2 separate regions of the Homo sapiens genome follow, and region 2 is linked to region 1. Evidence: chromatin loops called from intact Hi-C (ENCODE). Cell type or tissue: GM12878. All regions are shown on one strand.

Region 1 (4,000 bases):
ACTGGCCTGGAACCTGGGGTTGCAAGATCCTATTTGTGGCCGGTGCAGACTTATAGGCTCAGTCCACGGTTACTGGCCTGGAGCCTATGGCCACAGGGGCTGGTCTAGTGCTGAGAAAATCTGGTGCCTGTATCTCAACTGATGGGTCCCTGGCCTGCAGGTGCTGGTTTGATGGCGTGGGCTCTGAGTGCCAGCCTTGTGCTGGGCCATGCCTGAAGCCTGGTGCTGTGGGGGTCAGCCTGGTGCTGGGGGTGGTCTAGAGACTGGGTTGGCTGGGGTTGGCTTAGTGGTGGGGCAGTTCAGAGACTGTGTATACATTGCAGGCCTGGAGCTTGGGCCTATGGGATCCAGTCTGGTGCCTGGGTAGGCCTGGAAGTTTAGCCTGTGGGTATTGAGCCAGAGTCTGTGTCCATCTGCACCTACTCAGTGTTGGGTTTTACTGGAGTGGGCTGGGTATTGGGGTTCAAGGCAAAGTTCTATGCTCTCCTTCCTTTCCTTCTCCTAAGCAGAAGTTATCTCCTCTCCAGCCTGTGCTGCCTGGACATGGGGGAGAGGTGACATGGATAATGTGAGACTGTCCTTCTGACCCTCTTCAAGGTGCCTTTTCTCATTTCTGTGCCACACCCAGGTGCTGTAATCTCTTACTTGGTTTCCTTGCCTCTTGTAAGGTATTTTCATGCATGGATAGTTGTTCAAATCAGTGTTTCTGTGGGAGGCATGAGTGCTGGAAAATTCAATTCCACCATCTTGCCAACATTTTTTCACATAAGTTTTCTTAATATTGCTAATGGTCTTTATAACTTTGTAATTGATTTATTTTCCTGTTCGGAGTGTTAAAATGTACAGTGATAGAAAATGATGGTAGATTGGAAAGACTTCATCTAAAGATGTGAGAAATTAAACGGAATTTTATGCATTCACCAGATATTAATTATATAGCTGCTCTGTGCAAGGTGCATAATAAATGAATATTTACCAAGGACATTTATATTTTAGAATGATCTAGATATTGTATGACATTGATTGGAATGTCGTTTATTTGAGTGGACAACATTACTCGAGCCATGCTAAAAGGATTTCCTGGGAGAAATGAATCTATTGCTTGAGTTTGAGAAAAGCAGTCTTGATTTAGTGGAGATATAGTGGAAAGAACCTTTTCTAAGGATGGGAAGAATGGCAACAAAATAGAGAAATGAAAGTTGTAAAAGGGCTAAATGAAGCATGCACTTACAGCTTAGAAGCTTTGCCCTAATTGACTTTACATAAGACAATATATTTAATGTTGTGAAAAATGGGGTTAATGAAATAATGATGTTAGGGAGGCACTGTACTGAAAAGCTTTAAAGACCATGGCTAGGAAGTCAACAAGACAATAGTTGAGAGACTGATTTTTACACTCTTTTCTTTATGTTTAGACCAATCTTCTGGAGTGGCAATGTTTTCCGCTTTGAGTTGTTAATTAGATCATCTTAATTAAGGATCAAAAATGTGAAGGACAATATATAGTATTCTTAAGAAAAGCAACTCATCTACTCTCAGTGCCCAGTGAAGTGCCTGGAATGTGATATTTGCTCAATAAGCAAGGAATGTTCAGATGAATGACAGGTCCCTAGCAAGTTCAACTCTTCACTTTCCTGAGCATTTATTGCACTACTCATTGTTGATCATAAATTCCTCTTTAACTGAATAATCACTGCTCCTTATATGTTGAAATCTCACCCTTGACCAATTCACAGAAACTCAGAAACTTTCCAAAATAGGAATAGTCCATCTGAACGGTGGTAAACAAGATACTAAAGTTTGCATAATGGAAAACAAATGATGCATAAAAGCTGTGTGCAATGACTTAGAAAGAAAAAAAAACGACAATTTTTAACCTACATCTGCTTCTTTAACTATTTTGGCATGTGAGAATCAGAGTCATGCAGGCATACAAATATTAGCACATCAGAAGACTGCCACATGTCTGCTCAGATGCCTTTTTGGTATACCTCTATGCTGCAGAATAGACTCAAAATAGCAAAAAGCAAGTCAATGTTGTCATATTTGAAATGACTGAAGGTAGTTTTGAACTTTCTCACTGAAGCAACTGTCATGGGGTTAAAGACTTCTACCAAGGCTGCAATGAACCATAAAATCATCCCCACATCTGACATATGGTTCATAACTGAGGTTGAACACCCATCAAAGATCACAAAGTGATATTTGACAGCAAATACTTTTGTGATATCATTTGTTTGGATTTTTAAGAGTGAACATATATATTATTAATATTCCCTTTCCTTTGTGTTTATTGCCTTCCCATACATTTTTTAGGAGTTTGAAAGAAAAACTTCAGAAAAATACAACGATAAGTGTCAATAAATTTTCTGAAGAGAGTTTAAAGACATAGTTAAAAAATTTTTTTTTTTTTTTGATGGAGTCTCACTCCGTCACCCAGATGGGAGTGCGGTGGCATGATCTAGGCTCATTGCAACCACCACCTCCCAGGTTCAAGTGATTCTTCTGCCTCAGCCTCCCAAGTAGCTGGTATTACAAGCATGCACCACCATGTCCAGCTAATTGTATTTTTAGTAGAGATGACGTTTTGCCATGTTGGCCAGGCTGGTCTTGAACTCCTGACCTCAAGTGATCTGCCCGCTTTGGCCTCCCAAAGTGCTGGGATTACAGGTGTGAGCCACCATGCCTGGCTGTGATGTGATCTTGGCTCATTGCTTCCCTCCTGGTTTCCAGCCATTCTCCTGCCTCAGCCTCACGAGTAGCTGGGATTACAGGCATGCACCAGCACGCCCAGCCAATTTTTGTATTGTTAGCAGAGATGGGATTTCACTATGTTGGCCAGGCTGGTCTCGAACTGCTGACCTCAGATGATCCGCCTGCCTTGGCCTCCCAAAGTGCTGGGATTACAGGTGTGAGCCACCATGCCCGGAAAGATTTCTTAAATAAAAAATTGTCTCTTGTCACAGACATGGATGTTCTTCCAGTTATTGAGTAAAAGGAGACTGCTGACACCACCACAACCACATCAACAATACTGACAATAGCAGAGAACAACCACGTTTTATAGATGCAGCAAGTGAGGCTGGTGAAGGGTAAATAGCAAAACCAAGGTTACATCACTATGGCTAGGAAATGGCAAAGCTATGATTTGATTCCAGGATTTTCCAACTCTCTAGACTACTGTTGAGTTCCCAATTATCTCTTATTACATATATAGTTGTATATCTACTATTCATGAGGTGTCTATGGGAGATTGGTTCCAGGACCCTCCACAGATACCAAAATCCAAGGATACTAAAGTCCCTTGTATAAAATGGTGTAGTATTTGCAAATAACCTATGTATATCCTCCTGTATACTTTAAATCACCTCTAGATTACTGAAAACACCTACTACAAAGCCTACACATGACTTCATTTGTGTGGATTCAAAGTGGTACTTGGCATGGAGCAAATTCAAGTTTTGCTTTTTGGAACTTTGTAGAATGTTTTTTTTTCCAAATATTTTCAATCCACGGTTGGTTGAATCTACAGACATGGAACCCACTGATATGGAGAGCAGACTGCCTATGATGGTGCTAGTCTTGGTGGTTGAGTCATACAATATAAGACAAATCCCTGCTCTTTTGAGGATTATACTCTTGTCAGGAAGATAAGAAATGTTTAAACAGGCCAGGCGCCGTGGCTCACGCCTGTAATCCCAGCACTTTGGGAGGCCGAGGTGGGCGGATCACCCGCGGTCAGGAGTTTGAGACCAGCTTGGTCAACATGGAGAAACCTCGTCTCTACTAAAAATACAAAAAAACTCGCCAGGCGTGTTGATGCATGCCTGTAATCCCAGCCACTAGGGGGACTGAAGCAGGAGAATTGCTTGAACCAGGGAGGCGGAGGTTCCAGTGAGCTGAGATTGTGCCACTGCACTCCAGCCTGGGTGACAGAGTGAGACTCCATCTCAAAAAAACAAAACAAAACAAAACAAAACAAAAAAAGAAAGAAAAGAAA
Region 2 (4,000 bases), 150 kb after region 1:
CATGGTGCATATGTGCCACGTTTGCTTTATCTAGTCTATCATTGATGGGCATTTGGGTTGATTCCAAGTCTTTGCTATTGTAAATAGTGCTGCAGTAAACATGTGTGCATGTGTCTTTACAGCAGAATGATTTACAGTCCTTTGGGTACATACCCAGTAATGGGATTGCTATGTCAAATGGTATTTCTGGTTCTAGATCCATAATGTCACATTACCTTTAACAGGAGGTGCAGTTTGTGGTCTCATGAGACCTAAGTAATGTTTTGAGGTACTAATTATATGTGAAGAGCAATTATTACTTATAGTTGGGTTCAAAGAGAACTATTTATATTGGCAGAGTCTGTAATGAATATTAATCAATTATTGGATATTAGTTATAATAATAAATACTTTTTATTAATCTGTTTCCTTTTGTAAAGGAACTCTGCTGATATTTTCATGACTACACAAATCAGCTAGTCTGATATTAACCACAATTACTTGGTTTAAGTTTACTCTTAAGAATGACTAAGAGTTATTTTTCCTAGTCACCAGCCTTAGAGAATTGTGACTTATTTGAAATGCTAATACTTGTGAAGTTCTGATGCTGCTTAATGCTACATTGTGACATGCATTTTCTCTCCCATGAATACAGGTGAGCAACTTTTAAACAGCAAAGTAATTCCTTAAGAGATTTCCTAATGTTGACTAATAGAAAACATCTCACTTTTTCCACTTTCACTTTTCCCCAGCAAGTTCATTATGGAGTAGATAGTTTAGAAGGCTGATGCAGAAAGGAGTCTGAACATATTTGTAATGTCAGAAAAAGTGGAGGAAGAGATGACCAAACATTACAAAAGAGCTTTGTAAGTTAAGAACTGAAACACCAAACTGGAAAACACAGGTTCTTTATTATAAAATTGGTTGTTACCTATCCATAACATTGATGAGGCTGACATGTTTAGAATGAGCTTTTTTATCCTTAAGTATTTTTTTCCTGTTCTGCTTTGCATTACTAGAAGAGAAGAAGAAAAAAGCAGAGACATATAGTTATGTTAATTTCTGAAACCTCTTTTCAATGAAATTTTAACCTCTGTTATGTGCCAAGTGCAATAAATATCTTGCTTTTGTGTTGGCGATACATATGAAAATCCTGGCCTCCTTTTTAATTAGCCCTACAACACAATTACAGCCTTTGGGTTATCAAACTCTTACACCAGATAAAAGAGGAAAAACACCACCACGATGTGGTGGTCCAATTGATGGTAATTGGACCTGGTCTGGATCGGAAAGGGCAATTATCATTTCTCACTGCTTCTCTTCCTCTTATGTGAAGTTCATTTGGACGACCTTTTGCCATTTTTGCCCAATGACATAGAGTGGCCTGTTCTTGGGCTGAAAGCACTCTAGTTACTCTTGCTGTCAGAGAAGTATTTCAGCAGATCATGGCTTGCAGCTACAATAAGAAACCAGTGAAAGTGCAGGCAAAATTTGTTTCCTTTCAAGCGAAGAGGTAGTTTTGTTTTTTTCCCCATTGTGTCCTAAGCCTGGGTTTAAGGATATGATATTGGTTTCCACAAAAAGTCGAAAAATTTACATACTGATGGTATCTGCACTTCAGGAATTTCCTTTAAAATAAATATTAAATAAGTCATGATGCTTAAAAACTAGATATGAGAAGTAGTGCACATGATTGCTAGTAAGAGGAGATCCCCAAGTTCCTGTACTGTGATCAGGTGCCTCAAAACACACCATTGGAATTGGAGTTGGAGGCTTAGAGTAGAAACAAGTTAATTTTAGCCTTTAAAGTTGGCCCCCTTCGTTGTAGGGGGCAAGAAACAGCCTGGTTTTGTCCAAAACAAATGGTGATGGTTTCTATTGCATAAAATATGATTGTGTACGTATAAAGCTCAACACCCTACTTACCTGGGTTATTCTGGCAAAAGTTCTATTTTAGTCCAAATTACCTGCTTTGGGAAGAAGGTTGCTTTTCTCAGGGGGTAATTACCAGTGCAATCGCAGCACCATCTGCTCGCCTTATGTTCTGTAGATGACTCGAAGGAGATAGTTTCAGGAGAGACCTGAAAAGGGAACATTTCAGGAGGGAGGAAATGAAGATAACCTAAAAGAAAGTAATAATTAGGAACTTAAAGAGGAAGAACATATGGTTTTGAACATATAACTTAGCAGTGTCCTAGACCTCTGGCCCAGCTGAGGTTTTCCCAGGAGTAAGAACTGAGAGAGAGTCGGGGCTAGAACAGAGAGTGGCCAATTAACCTAAAGGGAATCTCCAGAGGGACCTAGCAGAGAGAAATAGCAGATGGTATTCATTTGTGATTTTGTGGTGAAGAAGTAGCCGCAGGCTAGGTGCAAACGGCAGAATCTTGCTTTCCATATTCTAAGACAAAACTTTAAAAGGAAAGCCTGCGTACCCAGGAGAATTTTCATGCAGTCATCATTCATTTAAAAAATATACTTAACACCTCCTAAGCAGGATGTATTTCACTAGGCTGTTAGAGGAGATATGCTGATGTGTAAGTTATGGTTCCTTCCCTTGGGGATTGTACAATTCAATAGGAAAGCAGGGGAAATAAGATGTGTGCATGTCCAGGTAACTACCATTCATGGCACATAAGTGCCACATTAGGGAGACAAAGTGCTATGGGGTTTCACAGAGGTGAGAGTTAATTCCTGTTAGGGCATGAGGAGGAGGCTTCATGGAGAATGTGGAATTTGAGCGGGACCTCTGTGGATAGATAGAATTTTGCTGAGCTCTGAGAGCCTGCCTTGTATGGAGGTGGGATTCAACAGAGATTCAGGGACTTTAAGTAGAGTGGTTTGGGATTTTAATATTTATCTGGAGAGACAAAATTATATAAATATTTTTCACACTTTAAATACATCTGAAATTTGATTCTGCATTCTTGGGCGATTAAGCTGCATTTGAAAAAATGTGTACAATCAACCTTCAGTAGTTCTAGCTTTAGCATATGTTAATCTTGCTCCTGCAGCTGTGACCTCAGAAATAGAATTTTAGCAAGAATAATTTTTTTATATATTTAAATTTTTTTTAGCTTTGGCAAACAAAGGCAGGAATGGCTTGAATTGCAAAAGCCACTAATGTTGTCAGATTCTCTTTTGCTTAGAGCCAGGTTGGAGTCTTGTCTGGAGGAACTGGAGTTTCTCTTATCACCCTGGACCCTCTATTCCATATGACCTGTCCCATATGTCATTCTCTCAGTGTCAGTTTTTGAATTATATAATAGGAACACTTGCATCTATCCTATTGTTAGTATCATGAAATAAATATCTTTCTGTAATATTTGAAACTAGTAAAAAGTGACATTGGGATACATGTTCTTTTACTCCACAAAGACAAGTTATTTAGTGACTTTTTAAGGGAGGAAAAACATTGAAATCCCTAGGTATAGTAGACCACATTTATCCATAGTATCCACCTTTTGGTGTCTTTCCCCCACCTTTTAATTTTGGTGAGTGCGCGCAAGTACATCTCCCCTCCGTCCCTCCCCATCCGTATCCAGGTCTTCTTGCCACGCAGTTCCTCCCTTGACAGTCTCCTAGTCTGTCAGCAGCAGGAACTGAGAGGATCAATTCAAGTGTGAATTATCTTTAATTAAAACCTGTCACTTAGAAGTAAGTGAAAGAGAATTTAACCTTTGTTTATTCCACCTCAGCTCCTCCAAGCGTCCCAGGGCTCCACTTTGAAGGGCCAGCCTGCTGCCTGTGGCTTGAGTGGATCACCCAAGGTTTCTGCTACTTGTGGAAGACAACCACTATTTTTCAGTATCCGTGAGCTGCCCAGGGGCACGCTCCCGGATCCATGTTACAAAATAGCCTTTCCTCCCGTTCGTTCTCCTCATTACACAAACATATGTCCATAGTGTGTATGAGAGACCATGAGTTCGAGCTTCCCTGCTCTCCTGTTCTCAGAGGCCTCCGTCGTCTTACAGACACCCAGCTGTCCTGCTGGATGGGCTTACACACTTTACTGTCACACTTA

The links. A loop is a pair of places that touch in the nucleus more often than their neighbours do. Peaks named below come from ENCODE experiments on the same cell type or tissue, not always from the same donor. Only the 100,000 strongest peaks of a DNase experiment are listed, where the experiment ranks them.
Region 2: it touches region 1 in a loop (8-fold over the local background); 1 of 110 quality-filtered maps calls a loop at or near these places.

What each region holds. Positions count from the first base shown.
Region 1 is chr13:103,029,747-103,033,746 of GRCh38, forward strand. No RefSeq gene overlaps it. Among named protein-coding and RNA genes, the nearest start is that of SLC10A2, 35 kb to the right of the region's middle. In GM12878, no CTCF peak of the experiment used is centred here; DNase peaks (open chromatin) are centred at 1,177 and 1,955; H3K27ac peaks cover 3,819 bases.
Region 2 is chr13:103,177,191-103,181,190 of GRCh38, forward strand. No RefSeq gene overlaps it. Among named protein-coding and RNA genes, the nearest start is that of SLC10A2, 110 kb to the left of the region's middle. In GM12878, no CTCF peak of the experiment used is centred here; a DNase peak (open chromatin) is centred at 2,281.